2 separate regions of the Homo sapiens genome follow, and region 1 is linked to region 2. A link is a loop called in an ENCODE intact Hi-C map of the cell type or tissue named here. Cell type or tissue: PC-9. All regions are shown on one strand. Each heading gives the region's core, and the rest is flanking DNA. Links, peaks and the distances in the headings are about the cores only.

Region 1 (10,576 bases), core at 1,940-9,939, 51 kb before region 2:
TGAATCTGTTGTATTTAAGATTTGAAATGGTTGAAATGAAGTCATCTTCCAGTTAATATACTTAATGGGGCAGCAAAACAATAGCCTGATGAATTGGCTTTCCACCTTTGCAATCATACAGTTCTCGGAATTGATACACCCAATCCCTGCCAATAAGGAGTGCTCAATTGGTGGTAAATTTATCTCAACAGAGACAAGACAGGTCATCAACATAATCACCCCAAGAATAAAGAAAACAGAGTAGAGCTGCGTCCTGAAATAGACAGGAACGACATTTAAATTGCAGTGACTCCTGCTTTGGTCTCTTTTTGCTTAATATTCTTTGATCAAGGAAACTGCACACATGCAAATACAGCTTTCTATTCTCTTCACTTTGTTTAGTCTAAATATTTTCATAAAACTGGTTTGGCGAGAGTATGTGACATAGATATTTGCTAACTTATAGGAACATTTTGGACTAAGCAGATCCCAGGCCTGGTGTGGGAAGAAAGTGGGGAAATGTAAGAGGAGAGGATTCGCCTTTAGTTGTGGTGAAGGATGTATTTTTGCAAGATTCTCATCCTGGGCTCTCCCCCAGACCACTACTCTCTTCTTGATGCTCACAGAAGCTTTTTATGCACAGCGAAAAGTCAGTCAAAGACCTTCCACTTCCCCCACACTCACAACTCTCAGACAGCCTCCCCACCCCAATTTGTCCCACCGTTGGGGTATAATTCTGGTTTGTAAAAAGTATTGCTCTAGAAATAAACTGTGGTACATTCAGACATGGAATATTATTCAGCACTGAAAAGAAATGAGCCATCAAGCCATGAAAAGACACAGAGGAACCTAAATTGCACATTGCTGAGTGAAAGAAGCCAACTGAAAAGGTAATACAGTGTATAGTTCCAACTTCATACCATTCTGGAAAAGGCAAAATTATGGGGACAGCAAAAAGATCAGGGATTCAGGGGAGGGGATTATTAAGGCAATGAAATGATTCTATCTGATATTGTAATGGTGGATGCATCTATGTACAACACCAACAGTGAATGCTAATGTAAACGATGGACTTTGAGTGGTAACGATGTGTCAATGTAGGTTCATCAGTTCTAACAAATGTACCACCCTGATACGGGATGTTGACAGTGGAAGCTATGCGTATGTGGGAACAGGGGAACATGGGCATTCTTTGTATTTTCTATTCAACTTTGCCATGAACCTAAAACTTTCCTAAAAATGAAGACAATCGGCCGGGTGCGGTGGCTCACACCTGTAATCCCAGCACTGTGGGAGGCCGAGGCAGGCAGATCACGAGGTCAGGAGATAGAGACCAGCCTGGCCAACATGGTGAAACCCCATCTCTACTAAAAATACAAAAATTAGCTGGGCGTGGGGGCGGGCGCCTGTAATCCCAACTACTCGGGAGGCTGAGACAGGAGAATAGCTTGAAACCAGAAGGCAGAGGTAGCAGTGAGCCAAGATCACACCACTGCACTCCAGCCTGGGCAACAAGAGCAAAACTCCGTCTCAAAAAAAAAAAAAGACAATTTAGAATAGTCTTGCTCTGTAGCAGAACCGTCCAATACAGTAGCCACCAGCCTCATGTGGCTACAAAGCATCTGAAATGTGGTCAGTTCAAACTGAGATGTGCTATAAGTGTAAAGGACATTCTGAATTTTGAAGACATAGTATGAAAAAATTATATAAAATTTCTCATTTATAATTTCTTTCTTGGTAAAGGCAGGGTCTTGCTATGTTGCCCAGGCTGGTCTCGAACTCCTAGCCTCAAGTGATCCAAGCACTGAGATTACGGGCATAAACCACTGTGTCCAGCCCAATAATTTATATATTGATCATATATTACAATTACAACTATGATATGTTGAATATATCTTATTTCCATTTAATTTCCTTTTTCCTTTTTCCATTTTTTTTCCTTTTTTTTTTAATGTTTCAGTAGAGACAAGGTCCCACTGTGTTGCCCAGGCTGGTCTTGAATTCCTGGGCTCAAGCAATCCCTCCGCCTTAGCCTACCAAAGCACTGAGATTACAGGGGTTAGCCACCACACCTAGACCTTTTTTTTTTTTTTTTTTGTCTGAGACAGGGTTTCTCTCTCTGTTACCCAGGCTGGAGTGCAGTGGTGCAATCATAGCTCACTGCAGCCTTGATCTCCAGGACTCAAGAGATCCTCCTGCCTCAGCCTCCCAAGTAGCTGGGACTACAGGCGTGTGCCACTACACCTGGCTTTTTTTTTTCCAGTAGAGATAATGTCGCGTTACCTTGCCCAGGCTGACAGTCTTCTTGACAGAGCAAGAAATCTCTAACTTCAACATGGACCAAGAAACATTCTAGAGGGTCTCATCAGTATCCCTCAGCCCGAGAATTACCGAAGCAGAGGTGAAACTCCTAGGATGGACATCAAACCACCCAAGCCCTGGCCTTAACTATCACCCCTGGACTCAGTCAGAACTGGACCAGGTCTGCAGCAGGGGATAAACTGTTGTCATCTGCTGTGCAGAATTCTAGTCTCTACCATAAACAGGCAAGAAATAAAAAATGCCAAACGTAAAACAAAAGCAAAACCAGGGAACTAGCAAGTCAGAGTTGCAAACAGAGTTGTTTCCACTTAGAGAGTATAGATTAAATTCCACTTGTTTATGAAATCAGACACCTCACATTGGTTCCGATGTTTAGAAAATCTCAACTAGAGGCACGGTAACTTTTCATTGTGTTGTTCTTTCAAGTTGTCTTTCCAGCTCTGAGCTTTGTAGACTGCTGCCTACCCGTGTCCCACATGGGACTCCCCAGTACTGTGCAGATCAAAGACAATCTGATAGGCTTCTTTACACTCTCCATTCATGTTAATTCTTCTCCCACAGCCACAACACCTTGAGGAGACTGTTAAAAGCCCCACAAATCTTCCTTTCGGTTTCACCATTCATAACTGTGCTGCTCTTTCATCAAATCAGTCCTGCATGCCACCACCAACTAAATCTCCCCATTTAATCTTGTCAAAATCATTTGACATCATTCAAAATCAGTCCTCCAGCAGAGCCCAGCCTTCAAAGATGAGCATCAGAATCCTGTAAACAGTAAACAGTTCCCTCTGTTTACTCCTCAGCTACAGTTGACTAGGGCCAAAATGTGACTTGCCTCTCCGCACTCACCACTACTTCAGTATCTGCTCCAACAGGGTCACCACGACCCCTACTCTACAGAACTCTATCTTGCCTTTCACTGCCAGGGCACTTTTTGATACCACTTCATTCATCCATTCGGCAGAATGTTTTAAGTGCCCTACACGTGCCAAGTATTCAAATGGTGAATGCATAGGTACAATTCAAAGCAGTAGAAAGTATATGGTTGACCTCATCTTCCCTACATAGTCCCAGTCCCCCTACAGATTTCAGATTATCTTTACATAATGCAGGTGCTAAATCAACTTGAAAACAATGAGTTGCTATTTTGCATAACATTTATACTATGTATAACCATTTTGCAGAAAAAAAAAACAAAACACAAACATCACAATAACCACAAAGTCACACTTACCACAAAGCAGTATCTATGAAATTTGACATTATCCCATGCAGGTGCCTTTTGTATCCATATAAATATTTCCTACTTCATGTGAGTTTAATGGCAAACATTTTCACCCTAGAAATAAAATATGGCCACTTTCCTCCCATGCCGATAGCATTCCGGAAAACATGGTGAACATTCCTAAAACCCACTGGGCTTTCTGTAAGAAGTGTGGCAAGCACCAACCCCACAAAACGGCACAATACCAGGACTCCCTGTATGCCCAGGGAAAGCGGCGTTATGACAAGAAGCAGAGTGACTATGGTGGGTAGACTAAGGCAATTTTCTGGAAAACGGGTAAAATTACAAAGGAGGTTGTGCTGAGGCTTGAGTGTGCTGACCCCATCTGCAGATCTAAGAAAATGCTGGCTGTTAAGACATGCAAACATTTTCAACTGGGAGGAGATAACAAAAGAAAGGGCCAAGTGATCCAGTTCTAAGCATCATCTTTTGTTTTATTATGAGGACAATAAAATCTTGAGGTTATGTCCAAAAAACAAAACAAAATAAAAAGAAATAAAATACAGTGCTTGCTTCTTCACTCCATCAAATCCCCTAGCAATGCAAAGTCATTTTGCATATGATCTATTATTCGCTGGAAGGAACAGTTGGCTTTGCGATTCACTGTTTGTTAAAACATTAGTTTAATATAGCATATTTGACTAATGAGAATGTGTCAGTGTGCTGCTATCCTTGAAAGCAGGAAAAGGAAGTCTTGGCAGTGCTACTGTAGGTTACAAACACTGGTAATACGCAAGGAATTAATCAACGAACCCATACCAAGCATACGCTGAGCCTGCACTATATTAAAGGATACAAAAGACACTTATAAAACTGTGAAATGCAGACTTCCACCCTGCAGGACCTTTGAGCTCTCTTCCCTTCGTGCCTCTGTGACACACTGAGAGTCTAGTCCAGGGTCACCCAGTGAATTAAGTAGCTGAGGCAGGGCCAAAACCCAGATCCCCAGACTCCTGGGCCAATGCCCTTTCAACCTCACCACAATGGTTCTTTATTCCAAGTGATTAAGACACAGAGAGAAAGATCACAGCCATCAGAGCGGGATTAGTTAAGGGCTTAACAGGGAGGTGCTGTCTGCCTAGGCTGAGAAGGGTGAATCACCATGGGAGGTTCCAGCCAAGAAGCAAGGGGGAAGGCCTGGGGAGAGGGGAAGAGGAATAATGCCCCAGGGTGGCAGAAGAACAAGACTACAGGCTGGAAAATGAGCCACGTCCAGTGGGGTGCCCTGTGGGGAACCTAAAATATAAGTCTCTGAATGGTGCAAAGTTAAGCTTGCCTATGGAAATACTGGGGAACCTATGAGCCAAAATGATTGGGACTCAGTACTCATATTTATCTATTCACCAAAACATTTGCTCTGGAGGCAGAATTTTCTTACTGAAAACAACTACTCTGACTTCAGTGTACTTACTGTTTTGAATGAAAATAAAAAATAAAGCCTACATGCTGTATGAGACAATTTCACCTCTACTCACTCCTCATCACCGTATAAAACTCATAAATCCATTAAAAACAGAACCACTACTCCTTTTCTGGCAGACTTCTCTAAAGAACATGAAAATGGCAGTTTGCACCACTCTTTCCAACACTTCAACCTCACCCAGCTTGCCGACTGGTTTCAACTCTCCAACAAGAAAAAAAAAAAAAAATCAGCAAATTCAATCTGTTGATGAGTACATCTACATACACATCAGTGCCGTGCCTTCCATTCCCAGGGAGGGCAGGGTCACTAGACAACATCATTAAAATGACCCTTTATCAGAGAACGTTTTTCTGTTTAAGGAAATAAACTAGAGGTACAGGGAGACTCACTGATAAGAGCCATACCCACCTCAAACTGGTTTAAAATCATTCACTACTTGGGTAGGAAAACAGGTCACTTGGCCCCACCCTAATGAAAAGAACAGTTTCTTCTGCCTTGAAAAGGCTGATAAATGAGACTGTGAATGCCTGGCTAAAAAAGCTCACAGTGCAAGGCTGATCATTAATGAAATCAGTGCAGTTATTGAGAAACAAGTCATTTACATTTAACATAAGGACTATATTATTTAGGTTGGTGCAAAAATAACTGCCATTACTTTTAATGGCAAAAACCACAATTAACTTTTGTACCAACCTAATAATTTAAGGGTTTGTCCTTATTAAAAAAAAAAAAACTCTATAGATTTTATTGTATTCTATTGCTTCACTACGAAAGTGCAGTTACAAACAAAAAAAGGACAAGTGAAGCAGTTTTAACTTTACTCCCAAAAAGAAGAGTAAAAGTTTACAAAAAGGTTAAAACAAACAAACAAAAGAAAACTTAAAAGTCAACACTTCAAATAGTAAAAACACATTCTACTGAACTAAATTAAGAACCAGTTCCAAAAAGCCCAAATGTTAATCTGAACAAACAAAAACATACTGCAACAGGGCTGGTCTGCACAGGCAAATCTGAGTCTAATCCAGAAGTTTTGTGGACACACCCACTTCACAGTTTAAACGTGGAGTGTTGATGCGTTACCGCAAAACAGATTCTTAGCAACCATGGTGAATCAATCAGGGACTGGTGATTCAAATGAAGATTTTAAAGCAAAAATGGGTAGAGGTGGGAGTGTGGAGAGTTGGGTTCTCCATCAAAGCTCTTACTGTACACAGTCCTGGACACACAGTCTACAGGCCACACTGGAATTTTAAACTAAAAAAAAAAAAAAAAAAAAATGTACTGGGTGAGGAGAGGGGTTCCCACTGTACTCCATCCTCCACCCACCTACTGCATCTTTATTTATCAGAACCTTTTTGAAAGCAGATATTCTTCTCCTTGGTTTTATGGTCTTGATTAATGACTGAGTCACAGGGCCAACTCATTCCCCAGAATTCCTGGAATTCGGCCCAGTGACCTCGATCAAACTGAGCAGGAGGGACACACAGCACTTGCTCCAGCTTGTCTCTTCTGTGGCCTGATCTGAATCAATATTTGTTTGCTCCCTACTGACTTGTTGCAGCTTCATGCTCTCACAGCCTCTCTCTGCTGGTATCCTGATCTGGGGTTGGAGTGGGTGGAAAGAGACCGGCAGGAAGAATGATGTCACTTGGCATGAAGCACTTTCAGGGTTGGGAAATCCAGGCCTTCAAGTCTGCAACTCAATTTCAGTGTTTTATGGCCCACATATTGTATTTTCAACAGGGCCTGGCCGCCTACAGAAAAAAGTCTAATGTCAGCATTCAAGACCTTCCACACTGTGGACTTACCTACCTTTCCTTAAATATCTTCTATACACACACACATGCATACACGCATCCTGCACAGAAGAGTTAACTGGACTGTTAACTCTTCTCCAAACACGCTCAGCACTTTCTAAGTTCCCTCCACCAGGAACCTCAATCTTAATTAGCTGACATCTGAATGAGTCTTTAGGATACAGGAAATCATAAATGCCGCCTTTCTCACACACCCCTCCTTGCCCTGTGCTTCTGCAGCTTTTTGTGTGTCTGTGCAACATTAGAGTTACATGTGTAAAGTCTGTCTTCCGTATTATCCGCCCACAGGGTTTCCAACTTAACTCCCTCCTGTTTCCTCATAGGTCTGAGCACAGTGCCTGGCACACGATAGGCATTCAATTTCATCTTGGGATGGTTTACACACACTGGGTCTTTCTATATTAGAAAGTCTTTTTTTCTTCTTTTCCAACACACTCTCCTTCCTCAATTTTCTCTCTCCCTCAGACTGGACATTTCGAATGCAGTTCCAGTTCCGTGCATTCAGAGTTGGAGGCTTAAATCACCAACTTCTGCAAATCTTAGCAAAGCCCAGCAGGTCGCTTCAGGGCAGCCTCTTATCAACATATAGCCATGCCCCCCACCTCTGTGCTGTCAGGGATACTTGGACCCTAGCTCTGTCCATAGGACCACATGGGAACGTAACCTACAACTCCTAGCAAGAAGGCAGCAAAGAGGCAGGATGTACGAGTGGCCTTAGGACTCTGATTTCCTCTGAGCTGTGAGTGTATAGCCTGGGTGTGGCAGGGAGACAAAGGACATGGACAAAGGGCTCCATAACACAGTCACTCCCTAGAATAAGAAATTTCTACACCACACCTGGGGTAAAACTCAGGCCACTTGGGTGCTACCGACCTGTCCAGTTGAGCTCAGCTGGATTAAAAGCTTCAGGGTGGGCCAGGCATAGTGGCTCACGCCTGTAATCCCAGCAGTTTGGGAAGCCGAGACAGGCGGATCACTTGAGCTCAACAGTTCCAGACCAGCCTGGCCAACATGATGAAACCCTGTCTCTACTAAAAATACAAAGATTAGCCCGGCATGGTGGTAGGCACCTGTAATCCCAGCTACTCGGGAGGGTGAGGCTGGAGAATCACTTGAACCTGGGAGGCGGAGGCTACAGTGAGGAGAGATCGTGCGACTACACTCCAGGCTGGGTGACAGAGCCAGGCTCCATCTCAAAAGAAAAAAAAAAGAAAAAAAAAAACAGCTTCAGGGTGTACCCTAGAAGGGAGATTTGGAAGTCATCTGGTAGAACCACCCAGAAGGACAAATATGGGCATCTCCTGACCCCTACTGCTGACCTGTCCCTGGAGAAAGTAGATGAGGACTGCCTCTGGCAACAGCAGAAGAAAAAAGATACCAGGCAGTGAATGGGTGGAAAGAATTTTTTTGAAGGACTGGAATTTCCTCTGGTGTGGCCTACAACTAGAATAGGGTGTGGCACCAGGGCAAGTGAAGAGGATTCTCATGTGAAAAAAAAGAGGAACATTCCATTTCTATTTAATTCTCACAATTGAATCTGGAAGGCAGCTTAAGACACCATAATTTTAAGCAAAACTTCCCCGAGGTAGGTAAAATGTGAAGTTTAGGTCTGTGGAACAGCTGGATTAAAGGGGAAATGAACTCCCACCAAGTTTAGAAACTAGTATTAATTTGGGAAAATATAAAGTTTAAAATCCAACAATTCACTTATTTTGTCTCTTTTCCTTCTCTCTCCGCCAGATTTAAGGTCTAAAGAGCAGGGATTTTATTTTTGGCGGGGGTCTGTTTTGTTCACTGCTGTATCCCTAGTGCTCATAACTATGAGTGGAACACAGTAGGTAATTAATATTTTGTGGAATAAATGGTTGTTTAAAGCAGCCCACTAGAGCCTGAGACTCCTTTTGTGACAATCCCGCTCTCCTTTAATGAAAAATGTCTCCGCAGGCTCCAGGCTCTGCACAAGCGAAGGGTGAGAACAAAGGCTCCAGACAATGCATTAGTGCCAGATTCTAGGCCCAGTGGTGTAGGAAGAGCCTACAGCCCTCAAAATCAATAGCAATTATAGAAGCACATCTACTTTGCCAGGAAAACTACTTAAATCAGAAATTAGCCAGGAAACTAACGGCCATGACTGCGAGCCTAATGTCAATCAATACCATAGTTTAATAGCTCAAAGACACAAGATGCTAAATATTGAGACTCCAGTGCAAGACTGAGCTCCTAATCAAAGTCAGTGAGTCAGCAATATTTCCTGGGCATTTACCACAGGCAGTCTAGTTGGCACTGCGGGAAATTACAAAATCTAAACGGTCTCCAAATCACAAACCTCCAATTGTAAAAATGCACATACATGTCACATCCTTCCACTGCAGATGCAAGGGACATTTTTGGACAAACCCTTGACCTTTAGATAATCGACAGACTTGGAAGAAGGGAAGAAATTACTAAGCAGGACTGTGTTAACACTCCTGGCCCTTGCCCATCAAGGGCACCTCTGCTGCCCCAGTCTTACCAAAAATCTTCCTTAATATTGCCTGAATATTGCTGCTTTACATTCTATAAATTATAGATCTGTTTAGGTGAACGAGGGTTTTTTATTATTATTATGTATTTATTTTTTGAGACTGGGTCTTGCTATGTTGCTCACATTGGCCTTGGACTCAAGAGATCCACTAGCTTGAGCAGCTGGGACTACAGGCCCACGACCACGCCCAGTATCGTTGTTTTTTAAATAACAAGACTCCTCTCGGTTGCTGAGGCTCTTAGGACCACCAACCATTCCTAACTTAATGAATATCGATTCAATCTGCTAGTCTCTAGCTGGATGCAGGTCCGCCGAAATGGGAAGGAGGAAGGAATGCAGCGTAACTGGACCGGCCTGGATGGCTGTTGTAATGCGTCACGGAAGAGCCAGAAGAGCGTCTCTAAGGAGGTGGAAGGTGGAAAAAAGAAAGTGGAACAGGGGCAAAGACATAATTTTCCAATTAAAATAATTTACTCAGTGTCAACCTTAAAGCTAAAAAAAGTTCCAGAAAAATATTTCAGTGATTTAGTCTTCCTACACACACATTGCCCCTCACTACCCTCCACCTCCCCACCACCAATCCCATAATCAGGCAGTGCATGTTAAAAAGGTCTTTCAGGGCTAGCCTGGGAACGTCAGCACCTTCTGCAACACTGTTTCAGTGGGAAAGTGCATTCTGCATTCCAAGTCACCAAGTTCCAGACAGGCACAGTAGCACACACGTGTGAACAGAATCCATCAGTACAGTCTGGGGCCCAGGCCTTTGCACACCAACAACTTAAGGTTCTTGGTAATGGCCCAGCGTGCACCCATGAGGCCACTGCTCTTTTACACACGCACTCAGAACACCCACAGCTTTAAAACGGCAATCTTACTACAAAAATGACACTTTGCATTTGCACAGCACTTTGTTTTTTGTGTACTTTACACATTTATTACCTAATGACTGTGTTTTTTGAAATCTCCAATAACTCTGGGTGGTGGTAAGAATAGGCATCCTTAAGCCACCTTCCCAGATGAGGAAACTTATCTGTGTTCCCCTCCTTCTTCTCAACAGCCGGCTGATGGAACCCAAGCCCTCCACACCAGCAGTGGGGCCAGCTGCACAGAGCGGCCAGAAGGGAGAGGCCCCGGGGCCACGCCCTTCTCTCTACTCTCAGTTCCTGACTCATTGTCACATCATGGCGAGTAACAGGACAACCCTCCCCACAGAATCATGGGGGACA
Region 2 (8,000 bases), core at 1-8,000:
TCAATGGGTACACAATAAACAATTATAAACAGACTTTGAAAGAAGTGACATGACTGGTCACTGATCATGATTTGCCTGTTACTTATGTAGTGATCTGTGGACTGAAGAGCCAGCAGTGAAGCTTATACTTTATACAATTACTCACTGTTAATACACGGTCATAACTAAAACTTGTGCTTATTGAAACTGTGTGCTAAGTGAGGACTGCCTATATATCAACTATATAGAATTGATAAATATTATAGGGTTGGAGGGTGAATACGGAAGTTGCAATGAGACTATGTGGGAAACTGTCTTAAAGGAGTAAATCTTCAAGTTTTTATGGGGAAAAGATAAAAAGAGTACTGCAACTAGGGAAAGTGGGGAACATGTTTATAGCAAAGCAGAGCAAACAAACAAATCACAAGTGTGTTGATTCTACTGAAAAAAGAGACTATAAGCTATAGAATTGATTCTCAAAGTGTGGTCCCTAAACTAGCAGCATCAGTACGACCTGAGAAAGTCTTAGGTCCCAATACAGACCTAGTGAATCAGACACTCCAGGGTGGGGCCAGCAATCTCCACTTTTAAAAGCACTTCAAGTGATTTTCTTGAACATCTTCCTTAAATTAAAAGAGTATTATAACATTTTTAAAAACTCAAAAACTCAGATGTTATCCCCCCATACCTACACCCCACCAAAAAACCCCGAACAAACCAAAATCCCACAACCATACAATATATGCTTTTCACCAAACACTTGTCACAGAAGCCAAAAATACTATCCCAGTACAATGAAATGAAAGGCTCACAAGAGGATAGGATTCACAGAGAATAATCAGCAGTTAGGATTACTTAGGATTTTACAAAATAATTAAAATGAAGTAATCCATACAGTTGATGTTGAACTGTACATTTAAAAACTGAAACCTTAATTTTTTTTTTTGTCATGAATCTCCATTCTCTGTCAGTACTTTAAACAAAATTTCACTCGTAAGTTTTTAACTGGGCCTTTTCTAAAATGGATGTGGCTGGCAAATTGCATTCAAGTAGCTAATGTTGAGATTGTTGGTGTGAGGTCTTTGGAGGAACATTGAAATTTTGGTTACAGAATGAAAATTACTACAAAAACTTCGAGTATGTGTATGAAGGAGGAGGAGGCAGGCAGTACATCACCAATTAGTGCATTTAGCTACTTCCTTTTTTGAGTTAAGCAGAAAGAATCAATTATCTACTTAATACTCTCATAAAACATGAAAACAAAATACTGATTAACCAAAACAGGAAAAAACATTTTAAGTGAATAACCTTTCTTTGATTAAGAAACACACCCTCATAGGATTTATTACATACAAGCAATCAAGCTATGCAGTATAACACAAAATTTTATTAGACTCAACACAGAATTTTATCAGACTCTGACCTTAAGCTGTTTATTGTCTAACAGGAAGAAGGGATAGGTGTTAAGAGAGAATAAAGTACAAAGTAACAAGTCAGAGAAGTAAAAGACTGCACTAAGAGATCAAAGAAAGCAAAAGACTACACAGAGGAGCAGTCTGAGATGATTAGAAAGGATTGAGATTTATGGGATGCATTGAGATGTTCGATATTGGACATTCCAGTGGGAGGAAATACTACCAATAATGACTAGCAAGTAATCTATTATGTGAGGATGTTAACTGTACATGAAATGAGCCAATGCAAATTGAACTTCAGCCTAATCCCCATACCCCAGCAGAACAACAAAAACAAAGGAAAAAGTCATTTCATCAAAATATTTGAGGTTTTAAAAGTAGTGTCATTATAAGAAAATTTCAAAATAAATATATAGGTCAATAAATAGTTAACCAATTAAACAGTACTCTAAGAAGCTAGAAAACAAATGTGTATTTTTGATTATACTATTAAATAAGTGTTTCTAAAATAGGTCAGCATGGTAGGTCATCCCTGTAATACCAGAGCTTTTGGAGGCTAAGGTAGGAGGATTGCTTGAGGCTAGAAGTTCAAGACCAGTCTGGCAATATAATGAGACCCCATCTCAAGAAAAAACAAAAAATTAGCTGGGCATGGTAGCACATGCCTGCAGCCCCAGCTACTTGGAAGGCTGCAGTGGGAGGATCACTTGAGGCCAGGAGTTTGAGGTTACAGTGAGCTATGATCACATGACTATACTCCAGCCTGGGCAACAGAATGAGACCCTAAAACTAATAAATACATAAATAAAAACGAAAGTAAAAAAGGGCAGAATAGAAGTATTCACAATTGAATTTACAAGTATGTAATTACAAGAAAATTAAAAAGGAGAATAAAGACTTTTGTATAACTTACCAACATAAAATGAGCTGTTGGAATGCAATAAACTTTCAGTCCATAAGCGACAAAGTTCACTTTCAGTCAGAGCTTCAACTCCATAACAAGCTTGATACTCTACTTTTGGTAGTACATAAACTGGAAATTGCTGCAATGCAAAATTATACTTTTTCAAAGCTCTATTAATTTACTATTAATAGCAAATACATTTGCCTATACAGCTTTGCCACTTTCAAAATGCTTTCAGGTAATCTTATTTCATCCTTTCAATTACAGCAGGATTCACACTGTAAGATGGATACATTCAGGCCTGATGAATAGAAGAATGTTTGGTGCCAAAAGGTGGATGGATGAAAGAGATCTCTCCTCACCATTCCCATTTGTGACCAAAATCAACATACCTCCCCACATAGGCAAGGTTTGATTTTGGTCAGGGAATGTGACTGACAGCAGACTCCTTGCAACAAAGCCTATCATACATAGTTGCCCAAAGGCTCAAAGCCAGATGCTGGGAAGCACTGACTTTTTTATATACTAGTCATTTTCAAGAGGATAAAAAAGGTAGAATTTTTTTCTCCTTTAAAGCATGAGTCACATTGTCTTAGGCTCAAATACTCTGAGCAGCTCGTTTCATTCTACAAATGAAAGAGCACTAATGCCTACATTAACACCTGTTTGTCATTATCTTCAATTTAACGGCTTTATTTCAGACACGAAGTATCTGACAAATTATCCATCCAAATTCACTGGTCAGGACACTACATAAGTAAAATGACTGTACCTATTACTGGCCTAAGGGAGCGTAAGCAAAGAAATACATGTTGTTCACTGTGCTTATGCTATCTCATTATCTTCAAAGAAAACTCTACTCTTAACAGGAGTCTATTTCCAGTTGCAGAAAGAGAAACACATGATTTAAGGTACTTAACTTGAACTTATAAGGCTAATTAGTACTTCTGACATTATACTGTGTCACCATTTACAGATTTGAAAATATTTCATCAGTATTTCTTAATTCTTGATTTTTACAAAGTGGCAAAGAGTGGGCTTGGTACAATGGTGGTGGTAAGAACAATTCAAATCCACTAATATTTTTCTTATCAACAGTAAGTGCTGTTTCATGTGATTTGCCCTTGAACTACGTGCATGTGAGAAATCTGGTGATCTTGTTAAAATGTAGAATCTGGGGTGGAGCCCAAGATTTTACATTAATAACAAGCTATTGTTCCAGGGACCATACTTTCAGTAGGTAAGGCCTCCAGTGTGTCTTCTCAATTAAAAACAAAATTAAATGTGATTAGGATTTTACCAATAAAGCATTTTACTATGTAATTTTGCAAATGGTTATCTGCATATGATTTAGTCTCTCATAACTTCAGAGCAAATAGGAGGTCGAGATAAAGAAATTTGCTCAGGCTGGGTGCAGTGGCTCATGCCTATAATCCCAGCATTTTGGGAGGCTGAGGTGGGAAGATTACTTAAGGCCAGGAGTTCAGGATTAGCCTGGATGAAACAGCAAGACCCTGCCTCTACAAAAAATTAAAAAAAAAAAAAATTAGCTGGGCATGGGGCACATGCTTACAGTTCTAGTTACTCAGGAGGCTGAGGTGGGAGGATCACTTGAGCCCAGAAGTTCAAGGAAGCAGTAAGCTATGATCGTGCTACTGCACTCCTGCCTGGGCAACACAGCAAGACTCTTGTCTCTTTTAAAAAAAGAATGAATGAAATTTGCTCAAGGACACATAGCTAGTTTACAGCAGAACTGAAAAAAGTTGACTGAGAAAAAGGATCACATTTCTGGATTAGAAATGGGTAAGAGTTAATTCCATATATTTAAAAAAAATTTTAAATATGTATTATTTCTAAAAAGCAAATACTTTGGGAGATTTTCTTTGATAAAACTACTCTATCTATAAAACCAAGTCCTAAAACCAGTTTAATTTCTGTATGTATTCTACTGCCATCTCCAGGAAGCCAGGGGAAAAAAAAGGCCTGAACATTTCATCTTTCCTTAGTATCCCAAAATTGAAGTAAAAATTTAAGGATAATCAAAATTTTCATACTATAAAGTTTACTATTTTTTTCCCTTGATAAATGGCTCCCCAAGTAAAAGCTTTTCTTGGTTCTGTTCCAATTTTTCACATAAAGCACTTAGGATACTTGGTTCATTGAGACAGACAGTAATAGATATTATGAAATCATCCAAAGTTCCTGGGTATGGATTTCATAATCATGTATTGAACTCAGTAAATTCTGTTTTATATCTTGTGGTCCAAATTAGCCTCTTTATTATTATTTTTTTTTGAGATGGAATTTCACTCTTGTTGTCTAGGCTGGAGTACAATGACGCAATCTCAGCTCACTGCAACTTCCACCTCCTGGGTTCAAGCGATTCTCCTGCCTCAGCCTCCCGAGCAGCCAGGTTTATATGTGCACCACCACGCCTAGCTAAGTTTTGTATTTTTTTAGTAGAGATGGGGTTTCACCACGTGGGCCAGGCTGGTCTCGAACTCCTGAGCTCAGCTGATCTACCTGCCTTGGCCTCCAAAAGAGTTGGGATTACAGGCGTGAGCCACCGTGCCTGGCCTAGCCTCTTTATTTTATCCCATCACTTGAGACTGGCTGATGTTTTAGGTTCTCCTTTAAAGTGCAACTCTTATTAAGCAGAGTTTTGGTAAGGAAACATAAATGATACTGGAAACTAAAATGACAACTAAAATAATTGAAGAACTGAGGAAAAATAAAGAAGAGATGAGGTTCTTGGACAGCAGAGGTTGAAGACACTTCTAAGTATTTCAAAGCTCTATCTAAGCAAGTTGGTTTTTAGGTAGGAAATACTAATGGGGGATGTAATTTTGCTGAATTAGTTTAAATAGTACCACTTACAACATTTTCAAATTGGTGCCTCAACCTCCCTAAAGTTCCCTTAGTCAACAATATCACCCCCTCACCATTTTCCTCATTTACTCGGTGCCGATTTACTGAATTTCCAGAGGATAAAATATTTTGGACAAACAGAGATGAATAGGACATAATTCCAAGGGGCATACATTTTACTAAGAGATTTAAACCATAAACTACTACATATAATAACGGGGGCAATGTAAGCATTCACTGAAAATTTTAAAATTTTATTCTGAGTTTGACACAATCAGAAATATAAGCCTTCTATTTAGACAGTCTTTAGGGTGTGACTATTTTGACATATTTTGATGAAGAATGAATTTTCTTCTATAAGGTTATGTCTTGAAATTTACAAATTTCACCTTAGTCAAGTGAATTACAATGTCCTTACCAAGCTGTCTTGTTCAAGAATTAAACTGGTATCCAAAATTTCCCTAGGCTATTCTTACTTAAGAGATACCGGCCATCAACAATTTCTAAGTGCTGTAAGCTGAAAAAGAAATACAAAGTGGTATGGGTTCACAGAGTAGGAAGTTAAAGAAATGAGGTTAGCCTCAAAATAAATCAGAGAGATAGCAAGAATCAAAGAAATAAAACCTTGAAAATACAATCTATAGGACTGATACTATATGTATTCATGATGTTCAAGCTTATGGTTATTAAGTTTATTAGTTAACACAGATGAGGCAGGAAAAATTAGCAAATAAAGTCAAATCTTTTAATTCACAGGATGTTATAGCATTTATCTAGGAGGAGACTATCAAACCTACAGAATTTTGTCATTCCTTGAGTTTCTCTTGTAAAGAGCACTAAAACCAAACAGTTTTCAATTAAAGCCATTTGGTTTCTAAAATTTCAAGTTTGAATCAATGATAAAAACTAAATTATGTGAATTAGAAGTTTAAGAATTTAGGACTTTATAATCTTCGTTCTATTTAACAAAAGATAAAAACATTATCAAGCACAAGTTCCACCAAGTCCACTGGATTTGGGTGGACAAAGTGTACATCCTGGATCTGGATGGGTTGGCCTTAGTTTATCATAGTAGTCAAACCCTCATGCCGCTGTTATTAGCAATGTGGAAAAGTTGGCACTTTTTAAAAATTTTTTTTGAGATAGAGTCTCACTCTGTTGCCCAGGCTGGAGTGCAGTGGTGCGATCTCGGCTCACTGCAAGCTCCGCCTCCCAGGTTCACGCCATTCTCCAGCCTCAGCCTCCCACGTAGCTGGGACTACAGGCGCCTGCCACCATACCCGGCTAATTTTTTGTATTCTTAGTAGAGAGGGGGTTTCACTATGTTAGCCAGGATGGTCTCAATCTCCTGACCTCGTGATCTGCCCACCTCGGCCTCCCAAAGTGCTGGGATTACAGGTGTGAGGCATCACACCTGGCCCAGTTATTCTTTAATATGATACAGTAGTCAGGAAGTCCTCCACAATGATCAATAGTAGAACATCACTAGTCTGGATTCACCTGATCCCTACCTCAAAACACAGACATTCAAAGTGGTCAGTGATGATTCTTATTGGGCAGTGGGTTAGATAACAAGAGACAGAGACACCAAAACTTGTTTTTTTAAATGTGTACTGTGACAAATACATACAACAGAAAAAGTCCTCAAGAAAAATTAAAGGAAACACACTTTAATATTACATACTCAATTATAATATAGAAGATTCCCTTTATTTACCAGAACTCAGTAGTCATACACACAAAAAAATGCAAACTAATCTGAAAGAGAATTTCAAATATGAAAAATTTTTAAAAGAAGTAATTACTCAAATTGCAGCAATACATTTTTTTTCCTGAGGAAAATATTTATATCAAACCCAAAAGAAACAACAGGGGAAAAAAGAAAGGAAGAGATTTGGTCTTCTAACAGTCCTGAAAAGACCTTACATATGTGTGAAAGGCCATCTTTCAAAAGTTCTACTTGGACTTCTAAAGTAAGTCAACAAGAGCCCCAAAGTGAAAAGAACTCGAGTTCACATGTAATAATGGAAATCCAAATTCCCAGAGAAAACAGGTATATATATGCCAATCTAGATGTAATCTATGATGATGCCATTTTTTAAAAAGTTTATAAAGGTGGAGTATCCCTTATCTGAAATGCTTGGGACCAGAAGTGTTTCAGATTTTGGATTTTTTTCTGGATTTTCGAATATTTACATATACATAATGAGATATCTTGGGGACAGGACTCAAGTCTAAACACAAAACCCTTTTATGTTTCATATCCACCATATACATAGAGCCTGAGAGTAATTTTATACAATATTTTATATACTTTTACACATGAAACAAAGTTTTGACTGGAGTTTGGCCTGTGACCCATCATACGAGGTCATGTGTGGAATTTTCCACTTGTGATACCATGCCGGAGCTTAAAAGTTTTCAAACTTTGGAGCATTTTGAATTTTGGATTAGGGCTGCTCAATCTGTATATTCCAAGCATGAATGTTACCGGCATTTATGGCTACTATATACAAACACTTTCCCTTATTAAAATCGATCTCAGCATTTTAGTAAAAACAAAAAACAAAAAACAAAACTCAACCTGAAGATACTACTATGAGTGCTCAACAATTTAAACTTCACAGTAATGGCATGTTAAGTATCTATTGATTATTTATGTGATCATATTCTAACTCCGCAAATAACAACTTACTCTTCTGATTTTCTTCCGTTTTTTAGAACGTGGTCTTGTCTCTATCCTCTGGACACTGCAGCGTACGAGTAACAACAGGTCTTGCAGGCTAAATAACTTATAAACAAAATTTCCTTCCTGAGGAGCTAGGTATTCCGAT

The links. A loop is a pair of places that touch in the nucleus more often than their neighbours do. Peaks named below come from ENCODE experiments on the same cell type or tissue, not always from the same donor. Only the 100,000 strongest peaks of a DNase experiment are listed, where the experiment ranks them.
Region 1: a loop joins it to region 2, with 6 times the contacts of the local background. A loop is called at or near these places in 18 of 110 quality-filtered maps.

What each region holds. Positions count from the first base shown.
Region 1 is chr15:60,386,678-60,397,253 of GRCh38, forward strand. The region is part of intron 1 of ANXA2 (annexin A2); the gene reads right to left. It also overlaps the pseudogene RPL36AP44. Among named protein-coding and RNA genes, the nearest start is that of ANXA2, 6.0 kb to the right of the region's middle. RefSeq lists enhancers at 4,323-4,914, 6,062-7,261, 9,655-10,246, 10,247-10,576, 10,332-10,381 and 2 more. In PC-9, for the core only: no CTCF peak of the experiment used is centred there; DNase peaks (open chromatin) are centred at 4,654, 6,104 and 6,554; H3K4me3 peaks cover 4,334 bases; H3K27ac peaks cover 6,511 bases.
Region 2 is chr15:60,440,109-60,448,108 of GRCh38, forward strand. ICE2 (interactor of little elongation complex ELL subunit 2) reads right to left here. Exons shown (of 16, transcript NM_024611.6): 11 at 7,862-8,000; 12 at 2,308-2,437. Among named protein-coding and RNA genes, the nearest start is that of ICE2, 35 kb to the right of the region's middle. In PC-9, for the core only: a CTCF peak has its summit at 4,276 (motif pointing left); no DNase peak of the experiment used is centred there.